6 separate regions of the Homo sapiens genome follow, and all the other regions are linked to region 2. The links are chromatin contacts, found by Hi-C or POLR2A ChIA-PET in ENCODE. All regions are on one chromosome and are shown on one strand. The core of a region is the stretch at or near the end of the contact, and the rest is flanking DNA. Distances in the headings are between cores, read along the strand shown.

Region 1 (4,455 bases), core at 182-2,681, 650 kb after region 2:
TCACAAGCGGCAGGGGCACCTATTTTTTTTTAAATTAATGTGTGTGTGTGATATGTAAGTTCCTTTAAAGCATGGAGTCCAGGATAGAAGTCTCTCTTGCCCAGGTCTAAGGGTGCGGGGGGAAGGGGGGGGGCGCGGCGGTGGGAGGGAGTACTTTAGTGATACTAGGAATTTAATGCCAAATGTATTTGCTGTGTGACCTAGATGGCTGAATTTTTTAAAAAGTTCTTCAGCATCGAGAAAAATCCAGTTAGACCGATAGCTTAGAGAGCTGTAGCTTATTTCTAAATTTGACTTTCCCTAAAACTAAGTGTAAATGTCAGTGATATGAGGACTTTTTAAAGAAACAAAATAAAGAAACAAGATACACAAAAATAGAGCAACTATGGCCAATCTTGTTTCATCCCTTTTCATCTATGACCTTACTCATACCCCTATCCATAATAAATGACTTTCAGCAAATCCTAGATGTTCTGCATCCTATATCTTTCTAACAGATATTCTTAAAAAGTATGACCACAATACCATTATCCAATTATTCCTTGTTCAACAAGCACTTACAATTTCATCCATGTGAAAGGCACCTCATGATTTTTACTTGAGGATGAAGATAATTTCTCATGAATTCTCATTGTTTTAAGTCACCTGAAGAGGTGTGATATGCTACAATAAATCTATTTGTAGGGCTTGGCTTCAAGAACTGAAGATTCTGGACCTAGCTGATCTGGTGACAGTGAACTTGAGACCTCTAATAGCGTTTAACTATTTTTTTTTAACTTTTGGAAAGCAAGGTGTAGGAAGGGGATTTAGTTTTTCCATTAGGTCGTGGCATGTTAAGACTTGTTTCTTTTTCCAAAATGTTCAAGTTGCTGAAGAGAACTATGGACTATGGGTCAGGAAGTCCGTCGGTTTCGGGTCACATTCCGCTCCCGCAGGCCTGCGGGCCGCCCCAGCTGGTTTGTTCCCGGCGTGTTAGAGGTCAGAGGCCGAGGCCGCACTCAGTGCCTGGGTCTCGCGCAGCTCCAGGGCTCTCAGGCGACACTGGGCGTTTCCTTTCCGGCTTCGGAAAGTTTTGTTTTGGTTCAAGGAAAGGCGCCCTGTTGACCAAAGGCTTCTCAGTCTCCTCCGGGTGGCCAGCGGCCAAGTTTCCTCCAGCCCAGCGAGTCCAGACTATAGTCCGTTCGAGATCCTCGAAGGCCGGGGAAGCGAGTCTTGTGAGGAGAGAAAGCGAGTGGGCAGCCAGCCTGCCGACTCCACTGCCGCTGGCTGGCCCTTCTCTTCCCTCTGTCCCTGGGCCAGTGCCCGTCGCACCACAAACAGTGCGAGCAGTCTCCCCGGTGACTCCTCAAGGACCCAGTTCTCCACCATTCCTAAGAGAACACTCAACCCAGCCGCGCCCGGGATGCAGAGAGATCTACCAACACCCGAGAATGGGGACAGGGCGCATGCGCACACCGTGGCCGTGGCGTCTAAGTGCTCGCCCAGCTGCGGCAGCCGCTAGGTGGCGCATGCGCCCTGGAAGGTGCGGGCCGGTCTCTGGGAAGAAGGCGGCGGCGGCGAAAGGCGGGGGTGCTGTGGGGGCCGGGCCGTGTTTACACAGCGGCGGGCGGGCGCGGACGCGGAACCCGGCGCGGCGGCGGCACGATGGTCATGGCGTATTTCGTCGAGAATTTTTGGGTAAGCTTAGGATGTTGGAAGTCGTGTGTTTCGAAGTCCAAGGCTTTTGGCGCCTGAGCTTGGCCTGCGTGCGCTTCGGGCGGCGGCGGCGGCCCCTCCGGCAGGGCGAGCGTCCTCCTGCCGCGTCCCGCCTGGGTGAGGTCCGGCGGGCGACCGGTCGCCAGCCTATAGGGACTCCCGGGCTCGCAGCCCTATGGGGACGGGGGCTGTCACCGCGGCCCGGGGGCCCGCAGCGGGGCCGCCGGCCACCGGGGCTGGGACAAAGCGCCGGATGGGGCGGGAGACGGGACCCAGCCCCACCGGAGGCTCCCGGTGCCGCGCTCCGCGCGGGGCGTGCGCGGCAGCTCGGACGCGAAGGACGGGCCCGCGGCACAGCCGCCTCCCGCTGCGCGCTGGCTGGGAGCGCCGGGCGGTGGGGTTTTGCCTCCTGCCCTCACCGCGGGCCCCCCATCTGAGCGATCCCTTTTACCTCTGACGGTTTCCACACCAAATCCAGTGCGGGGTTGGGCTGGACTAGCACTTCCTCTCAGCCTCGCAGCTCGGCTCGTGGGTTTGCGCCCAGGACTTTGCCTCTGGGCCTGTTCACAAAGCGTTTAAAAGTTGGATTTAATGTAACTGGACTCCTTGGGCTTAAATGCATGGAGACCTCCCCCTACTCTGTGCTCCTTCCCCTTCCTCATTCTTTCCACCCCTTGTCTTAGCTCAGTATTAGATTCTTCTTTGAGAATTTCTCCGGCTCCCGGTGGAGTATTTTTCTGCAGTTATTGTTTTTTTTTTTGTAATGGGAAGTACAGTTCAGCCATGTACAGGAAAGGAACGTGTTTACTCAGGTATCTTTCGTGAATCCCATTTTATGCCCTGACAGTTGCAAGTACTGCAGGTCCATTTTCGTTGAGATTTAGACATATTTAAAGGGGTAATCTTTTAGCTAGTAAGGAATGTATGTTAAATTCTTAATTCTAAGTGCCTCAAGCATGGTCTTGGTTAGTAATCAGATCAGTTCATAGTTATTTATTTGTCTTGAATGTACCTTGTTTTCCACAAAGAACGTATATACTAGACCTTAGGTGTTTTGTTTTTTAAACAGCTTTATTGAGTTCACATTTCCGTACCAATACACTCATTTAAAGTGTAGTACAATTCAGAGGTTTTTTCATATGTTCATAGAGTTGTGTAAACATCACCATATCAGTTTTACAACAATTTCGTTATCCCAGAAAGAATCCCTAGACCCATTAGCAGTCACTCCCCATTTTCCCCCTGCCCCAGGCCTAGGCAACTAATGTATTTTCTGCCTCTCTGCATTTGTCTAGTCTGGACATATCCTATAAATGGGGCCATGGTGACCAGTTTCTTTCACTTAGCATAATGTTCTCAAAGTTTATCCATGATGTAGCATGTATCACTACTAATTCCTTTTTATGGTCAAATAATATTCCATTCCACATTTTATTAATATTTATCCAATCAGTGATGGACATCTGGTTGTTCCCACTTTTGGGTTATGAATAATGCTGCATGAACATTTTTGTACAAGTTTTTGTGTGAACATATGTTTTCATTTCTTTTGGGAATGGGATTCCTGGGTCAAATCGTAGCTCTATGTTTAACATTTTGAGGAACTGCCATACTATTCTGAAGTGGTTGTAGCATTTTACAATCCCACCAGCAATATCTGAGGGTTCCTCTCCACATGCTCACGAACACTTATTTGTCCTTTTTATTATAATATAGTGAGTGAACGTGAAGTAGTATTAATATTTTATTGTGGTTCGATTTGCGTTTCTTTGATGCTTAACATCACAGTTAATGTGCTTATTGCCTATTTTTATATTTTCTTTGGAGAAATGTCTATTTAGATTAATTGCCCATTTAAAAATTGGGTTGTCTTTTTTTATAATTGAGTTGTAAGAGTTTTTTTTTTTTTAATATTCTGGATACACACCTTATCTGATACATAATGTGCAAACATTTTCTCCCATTCTGTGGCCTGCCTTTTCATTTTCTTGATGCTGCTCTTTGAAGTAACTCATAAGTTTTTATTTCTCGTGAAGTCTTGGTGAAGTCCATCTTATCTATTTTTTTCTATTACTTGTGCTTTTATTGCATCTAACCCAAAAATTATTTGCCTAACCCAAAAATTACGCCTTTTTTCTTGTTTTCTTGTAAGGGTTTTATAGTTTTACTTCTTCTGTTTAGTTCTATGATCCATTTGAAGTTAATTTTTGTGTATGGTGCAAGGGAAAGGTATAACTTCATTCTTTTGCAATTGTGTATCCAGTTGTCCCAGTACCATTTGTTGAAAAGGTTCATCTTTCCCCGTTGAATTGTGGTACCATTGTCAAATATCAATCGACCAGAAATGTATGGATTCATTTCTGTATTTTCAATTCTATTCCATTGTCTTCCCTTACGACAGCCAGTAACACACAGTTTGGATTGCTGTTGTTTGGATTACAAATTTGTTTTGTATAGCAAATTTGGAATCAGGAAGTATGAGTCCTCTAGCTTTTTCCTTCTTTTTCAGGATTATTTTGACTGCCCTGGGTTCCTTGCATTTCCAGATGAATTTTAGGATTAGCCTGTCAATTTTAGGCATTAGGTTTTACAATGGCAATTTATAAAATGTTTTAAAGAGCATTTAAAAATTGATGCTCTTGTAAATGTTATGCATATTTTTGATGCATGAATGTTTTTTAAGTTGCTAACTTAATTCCAAATTGCATCTTCACATTAAAAGTTATGTTTCGTTTTCTGTTAATTGAGCTTTGAGCATAG
Region 2 (4,519 bases), core at 1,276-3,775:
GTGGAGGAATTCCAGAGACAATGCTTTAACTCAGTGTTTATTTTAGCCAAAGGGAAGCCCAGTACAGAAACAATCAAAAGTTGAAATCTGATTGAAGTAGGAAAGCCCAGGGCTCTACAGAGCACAGTTGAACTATGGCCCTATCAATAAAAGTATCAACAGCAATGGATTAAAATGTCTCAATTATTTAAATCTATGAGTTCTTAATGACATTTTAAGAAGTCCTCATTCATCATTTTTGCAAGTTATTTTGAAAGCTAACTCATATACAAACTATTTCAGGGTAAGTAAACTGTTGATGAATGGAAGTTCTGTCATAAAAATTTCCTAGATAATAAATGAAAAGAAATGATAAAATTTAAACAGCAATAGTATGCAGCTTCAAATGAAATAACAAATCTAAGTAAAGATCATGAATGGCCTTTAACTTCGCAGAGGGGCAATCAAATGCTGTGTGCTTACTGACACAAGTAAACACTTACTATGAAGTATTTATACCAAAAGACAAAATAAAAAGTCCTGAATCTGATCAAGCCCCTTTCTCCAACTACCAGTTTCACAAGACATATGGAAGGCAGAGGAGCACGCTAAACACCACAATAAGGATGAAATCAGCAAATCTAGAATGTGGGAAACTCCAAAAAAGACCTGTTTTGTTCAATAAATAAATTGCAAAAAACTTACAAACTAAGATAGTTGAGACAACTCAACACATTGCAAGGTATGGACCTTATCTAGATCACATTTCAACAAACTAAATTAAAAAGAAATTTATAAGACATTTGGGAAAATGTGAACATTAATGGAATATTTAATATTACAGAAGTACTAGTTTTTTAGAATAGTATGATTAATTACGTTTTTAAAAATCCTTATCTTTTAGAGGTACATATCAAAGTACATATAAAAAAACCCCGATAATTAAGTTTGTTAAAAAGTAATCTGGTGAACAGGTGGGGAGTTGATGAAACAACACTGGTAGGGAATTGATAATTGCTGGAGCTGGGTGACAGTACACAGGGGTTTATTCTACTCTCTCTACTTCTGTATGTTTCTATTAAAAAGATTCAGAAAGAGTTAACGGGGGCACATAGCAACCAATTGTATTATACGAGGCTTTATTTGAATCCTGATTCAACCAAATCATAAAAAAAAAAATTTGAGAGTATCAGGGATACCTGAGCCAGGAGCGGTGGCTCACGCCTGTAATCCCAGCACTTGGGGAGGCCGAGGTGGGCGGATCACGAGGTCACGAGTTCGAGACCAGCATGACCAAAAAGGCAAGACCCCATCTCTGCTAAAAATACAAAAATTAGCCGGGCATGGTGGCGGGCGCCTGTAATCCCAGCTTCTCGGGAGGCTGAGGCAGGAGAATCGCTTGAACCTGGGAGGAGGAGGTTTAAGCGAGCTGAGATCGTGCCATTGCACTCCAACCTGGGCGACAAGAGCAAGGCTCTAAGAAAATAAAATAAAATAAGAAAGAGAGTATCAGGGATATCTGAACACTAACTGGATATTTCGTGATATTTACAACCCTATTAATATTTTAGGTGTGATAATGGTATTGAAAAGCACCCTTGTCTTTTGGAGATCTGTATCAAAATATTTACGGATGAAATGACTTACTGCCTGGGATCTCCTTCAAAATTATCCAAAGCATCGGGATGGGGAAACAGTAATAAAGATAAAATAAAGACTAAGAGCTGATAATTGTTGAAGCCAGGTGATGGGTAAAGGGGGCTCCTTATACCAAGGTGTCTACACCTTCAAATGTTAAAACACTAAAAAAAAAAAATCTGTGGCGTTAGAAGTCAGGATACCGGTTACCTTTGGAGAGACTAAGTGGGGGCCGCAATAAGGGCTTCTGGAGCGGTAGGAATGCTCTTGCTTCCTACACAGGTTTACTCGCTTTGTGGTAATTCATCAATGTCTATATTACGACTTGCACACTTTTCAGTATGTATATTATACTCCAATAAAAAAGTATTTTAAAGAAGAAATCGACTACTTTAATGTAGGCGGAAGATCCTATGGTAGAATCTCAGGTACTACAGCAATCACTGAGAAAGCTTTTTGGGCGGAAAGGAAAGTGAGGCTCTCGCCCGGTTTCCTCCTCTCCACGGTGGAACTGGCAGCGGCCCTGGCTGGCTGCTGAGAGCGCGGAACGGGGCGGCGTTCTGACGTTCGCGCCGGGGCCCTCTGGACGCACCGCGGGCGCAGGTCCTAGACAGCTGCATTGGCGTCCACCGCGGCCCCGGCGCTGGGAAACTGCCCTCACGCTAGGGCCCTCCCCGAGGAGCTCTCTGGCACAATCAGCCACGAGGACGAAGAGAGGGGGCACCGGAACCGCAAGCCCACTCCGAGAGGCCAGAACCTCTCTCTCGCCGTACTCCCCGGCAGGGCACGGCTCAGGGGAGACGGCGCTCTGGCACATGAAGCCCACACCCACACGCCGCAGTGTCCCTTGCTGCCTCGATCTCCAATGGGGATGGGAGCGGCGAAAGCCTCATATCGGCCCTCCTCCGTCCCCCAATCAGCGAGCCCGCTTTGAGCACCTCACGGCCCTCCGGCTGGCGGCGCCCAATCACAGCGCTCCACATGCTGGGCGCGGCCCTGCGCGCGCACGCTACCCGACAGCCCCGCGCCCACTCGCCGCGTTCCACCCGCGGGGCGGCGGATTCCCGCAGGGGCCACACTGCCACCTACTGTCCCATCTCCAGAGCTGGAGCCACGGGCGCTCTCCCTACCATGCGGCCTCCCTGCTAAGTGCCAGTAGCTCAACCCAAACGCTCAAATAAAAATGAGGGAAAACAAGTAGTGTCGTCGAGTAAAACCGAAAACAATGTCCATTTTGAAAAAAGCGGCAATAATTACCTTCCAGTACACAGTAGGAAAAAGTCTCAAAAGCTTTCTTTGTTCCAAGCAGTGTGAGTTCCAAAACATTATTTCACCTCACACGTTTTATAGAGGGCTAAAAACAAGGGGCTTAGGGACTCCTCAGTGCACATATTTCTGAAGCACCTGCATGTCAGACGGAGAGGCAGGCATTACCATCATCTCTAATTTATAGGCACAGAAACCGAGTGTGACAGCTGAAAGCCGCAGAACTGGGACTGACACCCAGAAGTCGGCCTCCCAAGTGCAGACTTCAGCACATCATACACAAGGAAGGCACAAAGTGCTGAAAGAATATAGGGCAGGAAACATCGATTCTGACTGGAGAGATTCAGGATATACAAAGATATTCTAGGCAGAGGGGACAGCTGTCTCGGTGGCAGGAAAAATTCAGTAAATGGTGGCTAGTACTGCTTTTCCAAGAAAACTAGTCTTAACTGAGGAAAGGGAACAAATGTCTCTATGTGATATTTACTCATTGCAGACTTTTTTTTTTTTGAGACAGAGTCAGCTCTGTCGCCCAGGCTGTAGTGCAGCGGCGTGATCTCTGGCTCACTGCAACCTCTGCCTCCCGGGTTCGAGCGATTCTCCTGCTTCAGCCTCCATTGTAGCTGGGATTACAGGTGTGCGCCACCACGCCCGGCTATTTTGTAATTTTAGTAGAGGCGGGGTTTCACCATGTTGTCCAGGCTGGTCTTGAACTCCTGACTTGATCTGCCTACCTCAGCCTCCCAAAGTGCTGGGATTATAGGCGTGTGCCACTGCGTGCTGCCCCGCTGCAGATTATTATACTCATTATTTGGCAAACAGTTACTGCTTACTCAGGTATCCATGACAATGTTCCCTGGATTTGTGTGACTGACTATACCCAACACCAAGACACCAAACCTAGTGGCCTCATTTCCTAATCTTCCCTACATACCTAGGAAAGTGTTAATAAGCTTTCCTGGAATTCGTCATTCCCTTATCTGTACTTCACTGCACTTTGCTTATAATTCACATATGGCACATCCGAACACGCCTTGCTGTATAACTATGAGTCCATACTGGTCTGATCACTAGAACAGTATAGTATTGGCCCTACAGAGCATTTTAGGATATGTGGAAGTTGGTCTTGATTGTCACAATGACTGAAAGGCATTACTGGCACTTAATGGACAGAAAACAGGGAATTCAGATGACCTGCAATGCTGAGACTGTCCCGTACATCAAAACACTGTCTCTAGTGGGAGCCAGGGCTGTCAGTATGGAAGACGGGAGATACAAATATGGACTGGAGCAAGGCAAGAAGAATCCCATAGGGATGAACTTGGGATTGGTGTGAACTCATTATCTGCAAAATATATATAGTATATGTATATGCATATGTGTACATGTATGTTTATGTGTATGTGCATTCATTTTTTTTCCAGAACTGTTCACTGAATGGGCCAAGAAGCAAAAATTTCACAGTAGCAAAAGGACACCTAGCACCTAGATCTTGGTTTCTAATGCCATTCCTCACCAAAAGTAACCAGAGCTCCTTGGAGAAATGGTTGATTCCAGGGCTAGGCCAGGAAGGGTACACAGTGAGCCTGAAACACCTTGTTATATGAGAGAAAGTAAGTTATCAAAAAAGAGGGGG
Region 3 (4,080 bases), core at 707-3,206, 710 kb before region 2:
ATGCTATTTATATTATGTAGGACTGGCTGGGTGTGGTGGCTCACGCCTGTAATCCCAGCACTTTGGGAGGCTGAGGTGGGTGGATCACCTGAGGTCAGGAGTTTGAGATCAGGCTGGCCAATGTGGTGAAACCCTGTCTCTACTAAAAATAAAAAAATAAGCCGGCATGGTGGCACACGCCTGTAGTCCCAGCTACTTGGGAGGCTGAGGCAGGAGAATCGCTTGAACCTGGGAGGCAGAAGTTGCAGTGAGCTGAGATGGAGCCACTGCACTCCATCCTGGTGACAGAGCAAGACTCCGTCTCAAAAAAAAAACAAAAAGATGTCTTTCCATGGAGACAAGGGCAAGGAAGGAGACCAGTCTTTATCTTTTAACTAGAGATGCTCTAGTACTGGATATTATGGCTGAAAAAAATTCAGTCATTTAATAGGTATAAAGTAGTACTTAATTATAAATTCTTTCTTTTTTCCTTTTTTGTTTTTTTTAGAGATGGTGTCTCGCTCTGTTGCCTAGGCTAATCTCGAACTTCTGGGCTCAAACGATGTTGAATATAGGCTAGCACATCATTATAATTTTTTTTTTTTGAGTTGGGGTCTTACTCTGTTGCCCAGGCTGGAGTGCAGTGACATGATCATAGCTTACTGTAGCCTCAAACTCCTGGCATCAAATGATCTTCCTGCCTTGGCCTCCCAAAGTGCTGGGATCACAAGCATGAGCCATTGCTCTGGCCTTTATTATAATTCAAATTGACCTTTCTTACATAAAAATTGTTGAATGGTTTATATCATCACTACTCTTTCTCTGACAAATGACAGATGAGCTGAATTTGCTCAAATTAAGCAAAAAAGAGGATATATTGATTCTCTTATCTGGTGAGTCTGGGCATGGCTGTATCTGGGAGCTCAAATGGTCTTAGGTATTACTAGGTCCCAGGCTGTTTTCTACTCCTGGCCCTGACTTGCTGTGTGTCAGCTTTGTTTCTAGGCAGCCTCTCTAAATCCAGAGGCAGTGATGGTCATAGGCAGTTCCTGGTTTATATTCTATAAGTTTAGCAGCTGCAGTGGAAGGCAAGATCTGCTTAGGCTTAGAGCCTGTCCCATTGCCGAGCCTCAGTGGGAACTCTGGGTAGAAAGACCTGGTCCCTGTGCCCCCCTTTAAGGCAGGCTCTGGGGTCAGTCCTACTTGAGCCACCTGGATTAAAGATAAGAGGCAGTTTCTGAAAGAAGGTTTAGTTTTGTTGCCAAAATAATAGATGCTGGGTAGGCAAAACCAATAGAAATGCAATCTAGTATTTTTGTGGGCCAATTTGATTTCTCATTCTGTAACAAGTCTGTGACCTTTAATAGACAAGCAGATATGGCTATGTCCCTTGTCCATGGTCACATAACTAACAAGTTGGCAGAGCCAGAATTTCAGTCTAACTTTGTCTGACTTCACAGCCTGGCCTCTTTCCAGTACCAGAGCTTCTTAAACTTTCTAGCGTAGCACCCCCAGTGGTAGGAAGTATGAGCACACACTCTGGAGTGTGAGGTTATGGCCCAGCAACCTATGAGAAGCCTACATTTCCTTTGAAGTCTAGTTCGTTTAATGTTAAATCATTAAAAGTTTGCATTCTACTCTATAAAATGTTCATTGCAGTGCAGAAAAAGGTTTTATATGACCTAGGGAATAAAATTGATGCTCAAAGAAGAGTCCTGTTTGTCTTGTGGCGAGCCCTGCTGGCCACATATCCTAGTATGAGAAGCTCAACACTACCCTGTGCTGGGTGTTCAGTTGCCGTTCTCTATTTTCAGCAGGGATTTAATGACTCACTCTTTAGAGTTGTAGGCAGCATAAAGTGAGGTAACACAAACATCAGAAACATAAAGAAAATTGAATTTTGTAAAGAGCACACTGTTGTCATCTCAGATTTCAAGGGTACCTCTGACCTTAAGGTTTCCTGCCAGTGCTGTACAGTTTCCCCAACCAGCTGTGGTTGTTGGCCGCCCTGCTCTTTGTGACTCATACCCAATAAACTGGTTTTGGTGAGAAAGGGCACTGTTGATGACTCAGGATACCTTTCATGTGTTTTTAGTATATTAAAGTTTGCATTCATTCTGACTTCAGTTAAGATGAACGTTATATTTTAGACTACATTTAGTTTTGTAGAAAACCATGGGGCTGTAATGTTGAAGAACAAGAATACAAAAAATAAATCTTAGTACTAAAGGTCAGTTTTCATTTTTGCAAAATACCCTCCTAAAAGGAGACTTTGAAGGTTTATTATGAGGGAATTCTTTTCCCTTGAGACTTGGATTTTTTTTTTCATTATTATTTTCATCTTATTAGGACCTTTTCATTCAAAGAACCATTATGACACAAGGCTTAGGTTGTTAGTTTTTTATTACTAATCTAGGACTGATGACTTTTCAAAAACCAAGTGTGAGTTTATAAACTTGTTAGAAGTAATTGTTTTGTATTATATAAATTAATATGTGAACTGTGATTAAAGTTTGCATTTATATCCTAAGACTGCTGTCTGCTAATGGATGTTAATAGTGATACGTACTAGAAGTTGAAGGTTGTATTGGGGTATCTTGTAATGAGTGTAATTAGTTTTGAAGAAATCTCTTAAATTCTCTCTCCAATGAAATTTCTGCCTTTCAGAGTAGAATGCATGATTATTGCCAATGATGCCACCGTCAAAGGAGGTGCCTACTACCCAGTGACTGTGAAAAAACAATTACGGGCCCAAGAAATTGCCATGCAAAACAGGCTCCCCTGCATCTACTTAGGCAAGTCACCAGAGTGGTAAAATAAACTATTATTAGCTGGTAAAATGCAAGATAGTTTGGAAGGCTGTATGTATTACATTTGGGATGGGTATTTTATAAACCTGTTGATTTCTCCTGTAATTATAAAGGAAACACAGGTTCTTTGCTGAAAACTCTGGGGGAAAGTAAACAAGAACTGTTCATAGTACTAGTGCATAATACTCATACATTTTGACGCATGCCAGTTTTTTTCTCTATGTGTTGTGTGGTTTTTTTTTTTTGTTCTCTAGATCCTGTTTTTCTTTTAACTTTATGGATCATACTATGAAAAAAATAGTAGCAAGTATTTATAGATCTCTTGAGTGCCAGGTACTGAGTTAAATGTGCAAGTATTATATAATTTGAGCAGATGTAATTTAAAGTAAATTTAATTTCCAGTGAAAGTAAACTTATATTTGAAATTAAAACACATTTAAATCAAAGAACCTGAAAGCAAAGCAGTTTAAAATGGGCCTTTCCTCCGGGCGCGGTGGCTCACGCCTGTAATCCCAGCACTTTGGGAGGCCGAGGCAGGCGGATCATGAGGTCAGGAGATGGAGACCATCCTGGCTAACACACTGAAACCTCGTCTCTACTAAAAAAAAATACAAAAAATTAGCCGAGCGTGGTGGCAGGCAGCTGTAGTCCCAGCTACTTGGGAGGCTGAGGCAGGAGAATGGTGTGAACCTGGGAGGCGGAGCTTGCAGTGAGCTGAAATCGTGCCACTGTACTCCAGCCTGGGCGACAGAGAGAGAGACTGTCTCAAAAAAAAAAAAAAAAAAAAAAAATGGGCCTTTCCTGATACTGGGTTAGTCTGATAAAATTCCAACATACGTTGTTCATGTATGCAGGTATTTGAACGGGTACTGATGTAGAGGTATTTTTTGTTTTGTGTTTTTCTGTGAAGTTGAATTTACCTGATTAACTCACAATACGAACTGCTCTGCACGTAGAGAAAACAGCAAATGAGGCCCAGCTGCTTGTAGGTGCTGTGCTGGTCTTTATAGGGGATACAGTGAGGAGGATTTTGTTGTCTCTGTCTTCAGCGAGCTCATAATGAATTGGACACAGCATATAATGTGCAACCAACAAAAGACTTAATGGTTGCAGATTCTGAACTAAGTGCTTTCTATACATTTTTCAAGTCATCCTAATATATGATATGGCTCCTTTTTTTATCTTCATTTCGTGGGTAAGGAAACCGGGGCATAGGATGGCTAGGAAACACACCTATAATCACACAGCTGTGAAGTCATGAGCTCTGCTTTGAACGCAACTGACCTGTGTA
Region 4 (4,472 bases), core at 1,100-3,599, 680 kb before region 2:
TGGGTGGATCACTTGAGATCAGGAACTCGAGACCAGCCTGGCCAACATAGTGAAACCCCATGTCTCCTGAAAATACAGAAATTAGCCAGGCATGGTGGTGTGCACCTGTAATCCCAGCTACTCTGGAGGCTGAGGCAGGGGAATTGCTTTACTGGGAGGCGGAGGTTGCAGTGGGTTGAGATTGCGCTACTGCACTCCAGCCTGGGCAACAGAGCGAGACTCCATCTCAAAAAAAAAAAAGAAAGAAAGAAACAGAAAAGGACAAATAAATGATTTTACTTCTATGAAATATTGAGAATAGGCAAATTCATGGAGGCAGAAAGTAGATTAGTTGTTGCCAGGGACTAGGAGGAGGGTGGAATGGGAGTGACCGCTAATGAGGATGGGGTTTCTTCTGGGAGTGATGAAATTTTCTGGAATTGGGTAGTGGTGATGGTTGCACACTTTGTGCACTTTGTGAATGTACTAAAAGCCACTGAATTGTATGCTTTAAAATAGTGAATTTTATGGTATGTGAATTCTATTCCAAAAAGTTTGTTGCTTCAAAAATTTGTCCAAGAATCATCTTTGGTTATGGAATACTAATACAAATTCATTAGAAAGAATATGTTAAATAGAGCTTATGTTTTGATGTAAAATAAGTATATTTCCCAAAAGAGGGTGTTAATTTTTAATAACTTTTACTGAAGATCAGGTAGGCCTGAAGGGCTGCCATTTCAAATGTAAAAGTCTTAAGGCATTATTTTAAAAGCCTGCAGCCATTATTATTATTATTATTATTATTATTACTATTATTATTTTAATTTATCTCTTGTATGTGATAGCTGTCATTTGTTAATGAGAGGAAAATGCACTCAAAATTTACCTTTGTATAGTAAAAGGTACAAACTTTCATGGGCCATTCTTGTTTATTTTTTGACTAGAAAATGAGTAAAGATATGACTACAATTTGAAAACATCTTTTTGGAAATACAGGCAGATCATAATAGTGGAATAATGCGAAGGGTTTTAGAGAGAAGATTTTGTCTAAGGGTCAGTAGTTACAATGTCCATTCAGTTAACTTGTACCTTATAAAGAAGCCACTTGGCAGCCAGGGAAGCCTGAAGTTCTGTTGGAGAACTGGACCCCATCCAGCAATCCACCTTTGAAAGACCATGTTCACAGGGAGAAAAAGGCAGTAGCAGCAGCCTCATCCTTTAGAGAATTCTAAATTCTGACGCACGCTTGACCGAATGTTGAGAAAGGGCTTTGAAGGGTTTGCACGTAGTGTGGGGTGTAGTGCTGTAGCTTTTAGTAGCTTAGAGTAGTTGAAAAAAACAGATAGTAAGACAAGTTTTTGAAGGCGCTTTTTGTTCTCCTGTCTTTTGTTTATCTTTTGAACTTGTCATTTAGTCAAATGAGCTGTTTTAATTTTCTCTTTGACTTCTATCATCTTTGCACCTATCACACTATCAAACGTTGTGGGTGTTCAATAAATATTAACTGATGACAAATTCTTATTTTTTTTTTTGGTTGATATTAGTCAGATCCCTGAAAATAAATATAATTTATCTGTTGTTTATTCCTTTTTGCAACTTTAAATATCCAGACACCTCTTATAATTTGTTATTGTCTGGACTGAATGTTATTTTACACTAAATGTTTTGGAAGGAAAAGAACCAAGAATTTAGTTCTGGGGGTGGAATAATTGGAGGTGAAAATTTTAACTAACTCTCTCTGCAGAAGGATATTTAAGACAAAGCTTTTGATGTAGAGAGTAATAAGTTGTTTCTATGCTGTATTTTCTTTTCTTTTTTCTTTTTGTTTCAGGGCTCCCCTCAAGAAAGACTTTTTCTTTACCTTCAACCTCTCTGTGCTATATTTTAGATTAATGTTCATTATTCTAATAAAAGCTTTTCTTATTTGAGTTGATTAATTTGTTTCTTTTTCTTCAAAGAAATAGGAATCAATAAATAATTCCTAAGGGGTTGGATTGGCATTTAGCCTTAAATTATTTTTCTTTCTTTTTCCTGGTAGAATTTCTCTGGCTATAATTAAGTTATTCTTAATTTATTACTGGAGTTTGTTTCTTTTTGGCCACATTCTGCTAGATCTTAGGTTTAGGTAATCTTGGAGATTTTTTTCCTACCTCTCTTTCCTATGCAGAGTTTGTGATAGTAAATGGAATTTTTCAGCATGTTATTGAGTATTCAAAGATGAATAAATCACAGTTCCTGCCACCAAGGAATTCACAGCATAGAGGAGATGACAGACATAACATGCACATTACTGAACTACATTCTGACACATGCCGTGTTGGAGGTGTAAGTGCAATGCCCTTGGACCGTGGATAGGCAGGCAGTCCTCTATTAATACCATGGAGAAGGCCTGGGCGGGTCAGGAAAGCTGTGTAGAGGAGGCAACTTGAGGTGGGACTTGAAGGGTAAGTGGGAATTCGTCAGGTAGGTGAGAAGAAGAGATCCCAGGCAGTGGGAGGAACACACACACAGACACAAAGTCTTGACCACATGTGTCAGGGCAGCATGACATAGGGAAAGAGGATGGCCTTTCAGGTCTTTCTTCTTTTTTTTTTTTTTTTTTTTGAGACGGAGTCTCGCTCTGTCGCCCAGGCCGGACTGCAGTGGCGCAATCTCGGCTCACTGCAAGCTCCGCTTCCCGGGTTCACGCCATTCTCCTGCCTCAGCCTCCCGAGTAGCTGGGACTACAGGCGCCCGCCACCGCGCCCAGCTAATTTTTTGTATTTTTAGTAGAGACGGGGTTTCACCTTGTTAGCCAGCATGGTCTCGATCTCCTGACCTCATGATCCACCCGCCTCGGCCTCCCAAAGTGCTGGGATTACAGGCGTGAGCCACCGCGCCCGGCCAGGTCTTTCAAGCTGGAAACGTGTGGGCTCAAATGAGACTCCATTGCTTGCTATGGACTGTAAGCAAGTTCTTTGTGACTCTGGGCTTAGATTTTTCACCTGTAAGAGTAAAGATAATAGTCTCCAGGTTTCCTAGGTGCATGAATGAGAAAGCACAGTGTTCTTTAGTTCTATGGAAGAAAAAGTACAGGTATAGTCAGGTGAGGAGTTGTGCATGTTGGGGAAGCATTTTTATATGTCTGATGGACCGATTTCACTGATGATTTTTATCCTTGTTGTAGGTTAAAGCGGCAACTGGGGAAGAAGTATCTGCTGAGGATCTTGGAGGTGCTGATCTTCATTGCAGGTGAAACAGAAATGGTTGTTTCTTTCCGGGATTGAGTGTCATTTTGTTTGTTTGTTTAAAAGAAGTTTTACGTATTTGTTTCCAGTGCTAAACTTGCCAGACCACACCACAGTTTATTTGTTCTTGATCTGCTGGTTTAATGTTCAATTCTTTGAACTGTAGAGTTGCATTTCCAAGCTAGAGCATCAGCCAAGAAGGACTGGAGAGACAGGTTTCTTATTTATTTGACAAACATTCATTGGGCACCTGTTATGTAGCAGGCACTGTTCTGGGTGCCTGAGGTAAGAGGTAGATACTATCTTTGACTTCGAGGACCTTATATTCTAGTCAGGGAGGTGGGCAATTGCAAGTAATTGCACAAAATTATGTAAATGTGGCTGATACGCGATAAGGCTTACAAAGGAGAAGAGGGAAGAGCATAGAGGAGGTGGGTCTGCCCTGGGGTGTACAGTTAAATGTTTAGTAACTGGTTCTCTGGGGAGGAAAAAATGCCCCGATCTGTGGCATTTGCCAATTTCTGTGGTATGAGTGATCCCACCATGGCTGATTTCAGGCTGCCAACATGATGCCTCTATGTGGAATCAGACACAGATGCACGTAGTTGGCTCTTGTGAGTTAGCTGTGAGCTGGCTTCGTCACATTGTTGGCCTGACCATGTTAGGTTAGAGTGCAGGGGTAAGAAGACCCTCTACCTCCTAGAATGTTGTCAGAAGTCAATGAGATACAATACATGTGGATTGCTTTAGAATGAAACTATACCTGCTTTTGATAAGTTAGCTATAAATGTTGGTTGCCATTATGATTATTTTCTTGTTTGTCATCATAGTTGCTCAATAAAGGTTTTAGACTTTTTTTTTTTAGGAGTAATTGGGAAACAATTGAGGAGGAGGGTTTTTTTTTCAGTTTTATATATATATATATATATATATATATATATATATATATATTTTTATTTTTTGTAGAAACAGGTGTCTCACTGTATTGCTCAGGTTGGTTTAAAACTCCTTGCCTCAAGCAGTCCTCCTGCCTTGCCCTTCCGAAGTGCTGGGATTACAGGAGTGAGCCACTGCACCTGGACTAAATTTTTAAGCAGTTTGACTATTTAAAAAAAGTAAAGCTGTAGGCAATATATTATGTTAAGGGTGTAGATTCTGGAATTTAACTTCCGTTTGCCTCCCCTATTCCCCTTGGGACTTAGACAAACTGCTTACCCTATCTGAGTCTCATTTCCTCATAGATAAAGTGAAAATTGTGAATAGTGC
Region 5 (4,329 bases), core at 882-3,381, 550 kb before region 2:
CCAACATCAGGACTAAACATCATTCCATTGTGTGTGCATCTTCATTCTTATGCCTCATCTTGGCAGTTTAATTAGTTTTACGGTGGCATGTTTTATCACCTATAATAGTTCAGCCAGACACTGGCCATTAATTGGAAGAGCTGCATCAAGCTGTGTAGATGGGACCCGTAGACTCCCATCATGTCTCAGCTTGTACTCACTGAGCTTGTGTCATTACATACTGCCCATCCACCAGCCACTTCTTGAGTGAACGACAGAAAATTTTTGATCCTATGTCTTCTGTAGGATCTGGATGGTATCACATCTACTTCCTCAGAATGTCCTGTATCACTCAGAGAAGGAGCAGTTATTGCAGCCCCACAGTGGATCCCTGTGTGGAGGTGGGTTTGTTGCTGCCTGTGACTAGCAGCTCCTTTTCTGATGAGCTCCTTGGCTATGTCCAATTCTACCAAAGCAGCGTGAGTAGACTTTTGTCCACTGAGGGTTTTTAAAAATCTGTTGTGGAGCCCACTTCAGAAACTCTCAAGGGAACAGGCTCTGCCCCCTGTGCAGGCGGAGGTGTCCTAGACATGTTGCTGCTGGGCTCTGTGGACCTTTTTCCATCTGCTCATCATGCCCAAGGTCAGGTGGAGAGAGGCTTAAAATCATATTGAAATTTTAAAGTTGTATATCTTATGTCCAGCAATTTTACTTCTTAGAACGTACTGTGGCAAAATATTTACAGATGTGCAGCTATTCAGTGCAATATTATTTATGATAATAAAAACTAGAAACAATCAGCTGGGCCTGGTGGCTCACACCTGTAATCCCAGCCCTTTGGGAGGCTAAGGTGGGCAGATCACTTGAGGCCAGGAGTTTGAGACCAGCCTGGCCAACATGGTGAAACCCTGTCTCTACTAAAAATACAAAAATTAGCCAGGTGTGGTGGTGCTCACCTGTAATCCCAGCTACTCAGGAGGCTGAGGCAGGAGAATTGCTTGAACCTGGGAGGCAGAGGTTGCGGTGAGCTGAGATCATGCCACTGCGCTCCAGCCTGGGTGACAGAGTGAGACTCTGTAAAACAAACAAACAAACAAACAAACAAAAAACCACAAGCCAGGCACAGAAAGACAAGCTTTGCATATTCTTATTTATTTGTGGGAGCTAAAAATTAAAACAATTGTACTCATGGAGCTAGGGAGTAGGATGGTTACCAGAGACTGGGAAGAGTAGTAGGGGGAGGTGGAGGAAGTGAGGAGGGTTAATGGGTACAAAAAATAGAAAGAATGAGTAAGACCTAGTATTTTCTAGCACAACAGAGTGACTATAGTAAAAAATAATTTAATTCTACATTAAAATAACTAAAAATGTGTAATTGGATTGTTTGTAACACAAAGGATAAATGTTTGAGGAGATGGATACCTTATTTACCATGATGTGATTATTACACATTGCATGCCTGTGTCAAAATATCTCATGTACCCCATAAATATATACACCCACTATGTACCTACAAAAATTAAAAATAAAAAACAACCCAGAATAGAAACAGCCCAAATATTCATTGGCAGGGGAGCACTTTAATGTGAGCACATAGGGAATGGGTACAACAGGTGCAGAGGATGAGGCAGATCCATAGGTTCGTAAAGCTGCATGAAAAGTATCTGCAACCCACTGCCGACTGAACAACAGGAAAGTCAAGATCCATAGGAGGGGTCTGATGCCATTTCTGCAAAGTATCAACTAGTAACAACAGCAAGAGGGTAGTTGCTGCTTGGATCCACAGCAGTGTCCAGAGCCGTTCTGGAGCCATGTGCCTGCTCTGGATGCAGGGCCACCAGTTCTCAGCTGGAAAGTGAGACGATAGTGAGGAATCTGTTTAGCATGAGAGGCATTATTCTAAGGAAAGCAGCTACGGTTAAAATCTTGTGTGTGTGGAAAGGAATAAAGGTGCCCCTCTTGGGTGTGAAGAAGGCTGTGCCACAGACAGGAAGAGGACTTACTTGTAGACGTATCCCCAGAACCCCCACCCCTAAGAAACGTCATATTCACCACTTCCAGAATCACAGACTTGGCAGGGCTTAATCATTTTTATTTTAGCAGCTCTTGCTTTTAATGTCTGATTCATATGGGAAGAGCAGGGAAACAGGCCCAGTCTCTGGGGTCATGGGTCTTTAACCTCACGATGAACCTGCCGTGGAAGAAAGAGTTGTCACGTTGAACGCTGGCCTTGACGCAGTTCTGAGTAGTCCTGCTCTAAAATGCTGAGGCCAGGCACCGAAGAGACTGGTCTTCCACTGCCCTCTGCAGCAGAAAGAGAACACCGCAGTCAGGGACAGGATCTACCCAAGCCATATAGGTGTTTCAGCTGTGATTTTTTATTTTCTAAATTGACAAATAAAACTTGTATATGCTTATGGTGTATAACATGATGTCTTGATATACGTAAACATTATGGTATAGCTGAATCAAGTAGATTAACGTATGCAGTACCTCACATGCTTAGCATTTTTTTTTGTGCTGAAAACTTAAACTCTACTCTCTTAGCAAACTTCAAATATGCAATATATTATTATTAACTATAGTCAACATGATGTGCAATAGATCTCTTGAGCTTATTCCTCTTATCTAACTGAAACTTTGTGTGTCCCCAGACAGACCCCCACTTCCCTGCCCTCCAGCCCCTGGCAACCACCATTCTACTCTCTACTTCCATGAGTTCTACTTTTTGAGATTCCACATATAAATGGAACCTCTCATGCAGTATTTGTCTTTCTGGGCCTGGCTTATTCCACTTAGCATAATGTCTTTCAGGTTGATCCATGTTGTTACAAATGACAAGATTTTCTTCTTTTCAAAGCAGAATCATGTTCTATTGTGTATATATACCACATTTTCTTCACCCATTCATCCACTGGTGAACACTGAGGTTGATTCCTTAACTTGGCTATTGTAAATAGTGCTGCAATGAACATGGAAATGCAGATGTCTCTGAGACATACTGATTTCACTTCCTTTGGATGTACACCCAGTAGTGGGATTGCTGGATCATGTGGTAGTTCTATTTTTAATATTTGAGGAAGCTCAATACGGTTTTCCATGATGGTTATACTAATTTACATTCTCACCAACAGTGTACAAGGGTTCCCTTTTCATCACATTCTTACCAACACTTGTTATATTTCATATATTTGATAATAAACATTCTAACAGATGTGAGATGGTATCTCACTGTGGGTTTGATTTGCCTTTCCCTGATGATTAGTGAGTGAAGTGAGCATTGTAAAATATACCTGCTGGCCATTTGTATGTCTTTTTTTTTTTTTTTTTTTGAGAAATGTCTTCTCAGGTCCTTTGCCCATCTTTTTTTTTTAAATTTTATTATTATTATACTTTAAGTTCTAGGGTACATGTGCACAACGTGCAGGTTTGTTACATATGTATACATGTGCCATGTTGGTGTGCTGCACCCATTAACTCGTCATTTAGCATTAGGTATATCTCCTAATGCTATCCCTCCCCTCTCACCCCACCCCATAACAGTCCCTGGTGTGTGATGTTCCCCTTCCTGTGTCCATGTGTTCTCATTGTTCAATTCCCACCTATGAGTGAGAACATGAGGTGTTTGGTTTTTTGTCCTTGCGATAGTTTGCTGAGAATGATGGTTTCCAGTTTCATCCATGTCCCTGCAAAGGACATGAACTCATCATTTTTTATGGCTGCATAGTATTCCATGGTGTATATGTGCCACATTTTCTTAATCCAGTCTATCGTTGTTGGACATTTAGGTTGGTTCCAAGTCTTTGCTATTGTGAATAGTGCCGCTATAAACATACGTGTGCATGTGTCTTTATAGCAGCATGATTTATAATCCTTTGGGTATATACCCACTAATGGGATGGCTGGGTCAAATGGTATTTCTAGTTCTAGATCCCTGAGGAATCGCCACACTGACTTCCACAATGGTTGAACTAGTTTACAGTCCCACCAACAGTGTAAAAGTGTTCCTATTTCTCCACATCCTCTCCAGCACCTGTTGTTTCCTGACTTTTTAATGATCGCCATTCTAACTGGTGTGAGATGTTATCTAATTGTGGTTTTGATTTGCATTTCTCTGATGGCCAGTGATGATGAGCATTTTTTCATGTGTTTTTTGGCTGCATAAACGTCTTCTTTTGAGAAGTGTCTGTTCATGTCCTTCGCCCACTTTTTGATGGGGTTGTTTGTTTTTTTCTTGTAAATTTGTTTTAGTTCATTGTAGATTCTGGATATTAGCCCTTTGTCAGATGAGTAGGTTGCAAAAATTTTCTCCCATTCTGTAGGTTGCCTGTTCACTCTGATGGTAGTTTC
Region 6 (3,961 bases), core at 658-3,157, 530 kb after region 2:
GACTCTCTCTCTTTTTTTTTTTTTTTTTGGAGACCGAATTTCCCTCTTGTTGCCCAGGCTGGAGTGCAATGGCACAATCTTGGCTCACTGCAAGCTCCACCTCCTTGGTTCAAGAGATTCTCCTGCCTCAGCCTCCCTAGTAGGGATTACAGGCGCCCGCTACCACACCCAGCTAATGTTTTGTATTTTTAGTAGAGATGGGGTTTCACCATGTTGGCCAGGCTGGTCTCGAACTCCTGACCTCAGGCGATCCACCCGCCTCAGCCTCCCAAAGTGCTGGAATACAGGCGTGAGCCACCGCGCCCGGCTCATTATAGACTTTTTTTTCCACCTCCCAGGTTCAAGCAATTCTCATGCCTCAGCCTCCTAAGTAGCTGAGATTACAGGGGCATGCCACCACGCCTGGCTAATTTTTGTATTTTTTTAGTAGAGACGGGGTTTCACCAGGTCTCGAACTCATGACCTTGTGATCCGCCCGCCTCGGCTTCCCAAAGTGCTGGGATTACAGGAATGAGCCACCGCGCCCAGCCTATAGACTTTCTTAAAGGACTTTCTAGTTCCACTGATAGCTATAATTTAACAAGTTTGTCAACGTTTTGATTCATCATTAGGTGCCTGTAAACTTTTCCTTCTTTCCCTTCATACCTGAACTTTGGTTCAATTTCTCATGAAAGTTTTATTAAATAATTGTATTCTTTAAATAGCATGCTCTTTTTAGATCATTGGATAGCTCTGATTTTTTTTCTCCTTGCTCATCATAGCATTTTTCTGTAAAAAAAAAAAACAGTATAAGAGAGATTTTCTGTGGAAGTCTACATATCTGATTCACATTCAGCAAATGATTCAGCAAATTTCTTAAGCTGTTTTGATTTATCTGCTTGTCAAATAAAAATAATACTTGCTACCTACTTACAACAGAGGGGTGTTGTGAAGATTATATTTAGAATGTTTTTAACTCATTTACTCAATGCTATGAGAATACCTCATTTTTATTATATTGTCATACTATATACATACTACTGGTTTTTTAGATCTATTATGACTTTTATGATGGTGAAGTGTGATTTTACTTTTCTCTTTTACCTCACCACAAAGGTATCAAAATATATGTTCTTTCGTATGCACATGGTTGTATTTATGAGTAGTTTCCCAGTTTATGGAGATTGATGTTTCTTTTGGAAAGGCAGTATATCAGGGGCTTCCAGACTGGACACTGGAGCCAGATTAGTTGGGTTTGAATCATGGCTTTGGCATTTACTAGCTGACCAACCTTAGGCAAGTAACTTCTCTGTGCCTCAATGTACTTATTTGTAAAATGTAATTAATAGAGCAGCATCATAGAGTTGTGAAGTGCTTAGAACACTGCTTGGCACTCAAAAATATTAGCTATCACTATTACTAACAAAATAGTGCATGTGTTTAAGTCTTCAATATTTAAGTACCAGAGTTTTTGGTAGCATCTTGGCTCTCTGTGAAACAGGACTGCCCTTCCCCTAACAAACTGGAATTCCATTTTATATGCAGATTGGACAGTTAGGTCTTCCTATGGCTCCTCCTGCCCTCATTGCAAACTGATGGGTTTTAAAAATCATTTTTATTGAAATATGACACATTCTAAAAATTAACCTAATATTAAAGCTATAGAACAAAAGATGAACCTCTCCTTCCCCATGTCTAGGAGGATTAATTCTTTTCCAGACTTTGATCATGTTTTTTATCAATTTAAACCCCTTTCACAAGCTTTGTATTATCCTTAAGATAGTCCAAGCTTCTTAACATCATCTATGAGGTCCTCCTAGCCTCACTTTTGCTTTTTGATAATTCCTGTTAGATTTCTGATAAAGAGTCACTTCCTCAAGGAAGTCCTTTCTTGACCTCCTAACTGGGTTAGCATAATGTTTTCACAGCCCTTAGTCATTTACCATAGTCATTCTCCACTGAGGCAGTGCTGCTCTCTGGAGGTGTCCTAGTGACTGGGAGGTGCTCTTGTCATTTACTGGGCAGGGCTGAGAGTGCTAGATGTTCACCATGAAGAATTGTCCTAGCTTTGTATGACTTGTAAATGTCTTGTTAGATAGTCACAAAGGTGTAAGAAATCTGTTTATAGATATCAGAGCCAAGAGCCTAACTCAATTTTACATATACATGTGGAACTTTTTGCAGAGTTTTAATATATGTTGAATTTTCTAGGAATAAAAACTATGGCCAGGCAGGGTGGCTCACGCCTGTAATCCCAGCACTTTAGGAGGCTGAGGCGGGCAGATCACTTGAGGTCAGGAGTTCCAGACCAGCCTGGACAACATGGTGAAACCCTGTCTCTGCTAAAAATTCAAAAATTAACCGAGCGTGCTAGCACACACCTGTAATCCCAGCTACTCGGGAGGCTGAGGCAGGAGAATTGTTTGAACCTGAGAGGCGGACGTTGCAGTGAGCCGAGATCGCACCACTGCACTCCAGCCTGGGTGACAGAGCAAGATTCCGTCTCAAAAAAAAAAAAAACAAACCCAAAAAACAAAAAACTACTATGTTATTGAAGGACAATTGTACCTTGTTTTGTTTGGATCTCTACCAAGAGTTGTTTACCATTTTGGGAAATGACGTCACTAATAGCAACATTTCTCACATTCATAGTGATTCAGCATATAGATAGAAACATCTAACTTTGAATTTAGTTGAAATTAGATGGAAAAAATTTTAATTGAACCAGATGGGGGGAAAATGCATCTCTGTCTCCTGGTGGAATGTATTTGCTTTTCTCTCTTTTCCTATTGTACTTTACCATATACTTTATTCATTGACAGGTCATCTGCCTCTCTCACCAAATGAGAACTTAGTGAGGATAAAAACAAACTATATTTTACTTATCTTTGAATCTCCAAAATTCACTGAGCACATGGTAGTTCTACTTAATAGTTACTCAGTTGAATTAATAGCAACAACAATAGCGTTTATTCAACAAGTATTTGTTGAATCGGACTCTGCCAGGCAAAGAGAGTGAAAAGACACTGTCCCTGCTCTCAAGGAACTTGTGATCTATTGCCAGGACAGACCTAGAAATAATTATAATACAATATGACAGTTTCTAGAATGGAAATAGCTATAAACCATAGATCTGTAATGAAAAATACACTTAAGTCTTGTGAGGAGATCTTGGAATAATGACACAGAAGAGAAATAGTATCCAGTATCAATCATAGTGCCAAGAAAGACTCTCAATAAATATTTGGAAAATCAGTGAATGAGGGTAGCTCTAAAGAGTGAGAAGGAGTTTGCCAATTGGTCAGGTTTAAGGAGGGCATTCCCAGCAGGAAATCCCTATGCAAAGGCTCAGAGGTAGGAGAGGTGCAGGAAAAGATGATGGAGCATAAAGTTGGAAGTTGAGTCATAGATAAAATTGTCTTTGAAGGTGATGAACCAGATGATGAAGAGACTTCTTCCATGAAAAGAAGTTAGATTTTATCTTGCAGATGCTAGAAAGCCATTCATTTAACTATAAAACTACTATTTTTCAAATTACACATATTGTGTGCCAGGGACCTATGATCTGCATACAGAGTTAGTATATTCCCATTTTAGGGTTGGGAAACTAAGACTTAGATTAATTAACTTGCCCAGGTTTTCACTGCTACTAAGTGGAAGAACTAGAATTCAAACGTGGTCAGTTGAGTCCATATCTCCAGTCTGCTTTTTAAACTATATTTTACAGACTATCCAACAAGGAAGAAGCTATATATTTTTACTTTCTCTTCAGCCAGTCTGGCTTCTTTACTTCACATGATTCTCAACTGTAGCAAATTCAAAATTTTTATGTAAATTTAAGTTAAAAACTTACTCATGAGTAAGCTCTAGTCTTCTGAAAGTCCAAAATGGTATCACAGTAACTCACCACTTGCAGGCTACTTTTTATTCTGGGGCTGTCTTCTATCTTGTTTTTCAAATAACTGTATTTTGGCTTGTTGAA

Evidence for each region. Hi-C counts contacts between places; a loop is a spot of excess contacts on that map. ChIA-PET counts read pairs that join two places held with the same protein, here RNA polymerase II (POLR2A). Pooled maps may share reads with other maps.
Region 1: a loop to region 2 is called in a map of CD8-positive, alpha-beta T cell, with 24 times the contacts of the local background. The contact joins the promoter of FCHO2-DT here to the enhancer-like site in region 2. A Hi-C loop is called at or near these places in 3 of 168 maps with a recorded cell type or tissue (CD4-positive, alpha-beta T cell, CD8-positive, alpha-beta T cell and naive thymus-derived CD4-positive, alpha-beta T cell) and 9 of 50 pooled maps. POLR2A ChIA-PET finds 5 or more read pairs at or near these places in 1 of 52 experiments (activated B cell).
Region 3: a map of CD8-positive, alpha-beta T cell shows a loop between it and region 2 (4-fold over the local background). The contact joins two enhancer-like sites. A Hi-C loop is called at or near these places in 1 of 168 maps with a recorded cell type or tissue (CD8-positive, alpha-beta T cell) and 11 of 50 pooled maps. POLR2A ChIA-PET finds 5 or more read pairs at or near these places in 2 of 52 experiments (GM10248 and GM12878).
Region 4: a loop to region 2 is called in a map with no recorded cell type, with 2.1 times the contacts of the local background. The contact joins two enhancer-like sites. A Hi-C loop is called at or near these places in 1 of 37 single-sample maps with no recorded cell type. POLR2A ChIA-PET finds 5 or more read pairs at or near these places in 1 of 52 experiments (T-cell).
Region 5: a loop to region 2 is called in a map of naive thymus-derived CD4-positive, alpha-beta T cell, with 4 times the contacts of the local background. The contact joins two enhancer-like sites. A Hi-C loop is called at or near these places in 2 of 168 maps with a recorded cell type or tissue (endothelial cell of umbilical vein and naive thymus-derived CD4-positive, alpha-beta T cell) and 3 of 50 pooled maps.
Region 6: a map of CD4-positive, alpha-beta T cell shows a loop between it and region 2 (3-fold over the local background). The contact joins two enhancer-like sites. A Hi-C loop is called at or near these places in 3 of 168 maps with a recorded cell type or tissue (CD4-positive, alpha-beta T cell, OCI-LY7 and naive thymus-derived CD4-positive, alpha-beta T cell) and 12 of 50 pooled maps. POLR2A ChIA-PET finds 5 or more read pairs at or near these places in 7 of 52 experiments (Caco-2, H1, MCF 10A and 4 more).

The regions. Positions count from the first base shown.
Region 1 is chr5:72,954,453-72,958,907 of GRCh38, forward strand. It overlaps FCHO2-DT (FCHO2 divergent transcript), which reads right to left and starts at 1,432. Exons shown (of 2, transcript NR_186392.1): 1 at 562-1,432. It overlaps FCHO2 (FCH and mu domain containing endocytic adaptor 2), which reads left to right and starts at 1,589. Exons shown (of 26, transcript NM_138782.3): 1 at 1,589-1,677. The coding sequence starts at 1,645. RefSeq lists a silencer at 1,482-2,181.
Region 2 is chr5:72,305,891-72,310,409 of GRCh38, forward strand. The region is part of intron 2 of MRPS27 (mitochondrial ribosomal protein S27); the gene reads right to left. Among named protein-coding and RNA genes, the nearest start is that of MRPS27, 12 kb to the right of the region's middle. RefSeq lists an enhancer at 2,222-2,471 and a silencer at 2,522-2,811. Within about 2 kb of position 2,526, at least 40 of the 41 ENCODE cell types and tissues checked have a DNase peak (open chromatin) inside an H3K27ac peak, as active enhancers do; they include CD4-positive, alpha-beta T cell and CD8-positive, alpha-beta T cell, where a contact is called at or near this core.
Region 3 is chr5:71,599,860-71,603,939 of GRCh38, forward strand. MCCC2 (methylcrotonyl-CoA carboxylase subunit 2) reads left to right here. Exons shown (of 17, transcript NM_022132.5): 5 at 2,647-2,774. Among named protein-coding and RNA genes, the nearest start is that of MCCC2, 15 kb to the left of the region's middle. Within about 2 kb of position 1,957, at least 19 of the 41 ENCODE cell types and tissues checked have a DNase peak (open chromatin) inside an H3K27ac peak, as active enhancers do; they include CD8-positive, alpha-beta T cell, where a contact is called at or near this core.
Region 4 is chr5:71,628,976-71,633,447 of GRCh38, forward strand. MCCC2 (methylcrotonyl-CoA carboxylase subunit 2) reads left to right here. Exons shown (of 17, transcript NM_022132.5): 8 at 3,146-3,210. Among named protein-coding and RNA genes, the nearest start is that of MCCC2, 44 kb to the left of the region's middle. Within about 2 kb of position 2,350, at least 3 of the 41 ENCODE cell types and tissues checked have a DNase peak (open chromatin) inside an H3K27ac peak, as active enhancers do.
Region 5 is chr5:71,755,845-71,760,173 of GRCh38, forward strand. It overlaps the pseudogene LOC100422013. Among named protein-coding and RNA genes, the nearest start is that of CARTPT, 39 kb to the left of the region's middle. Within about 2 kb of position 2,132, at least 3 of the 41 ENCODE cell types and tissues checked have a DNase peak (open chromatin) inside an H3K27ac peak, as active enhancers do.
Region 6 is chr5:72,841,109-72,845,069 of GRCh38, forward strand. All of the region lies in intron 1 of TNPO1 (transportin 1), which reads left to right. Among named protein-coding and RNA genes, the nearest start is that of TNPO1, 26 kb to the left of the region's middle. Within about 2 kb of position 1,908, at least 4 of the 41 ENCODE cell types and tissues checked have a DNase peak (open chromatin) inside an H3K27ac peak, as active enhancers do.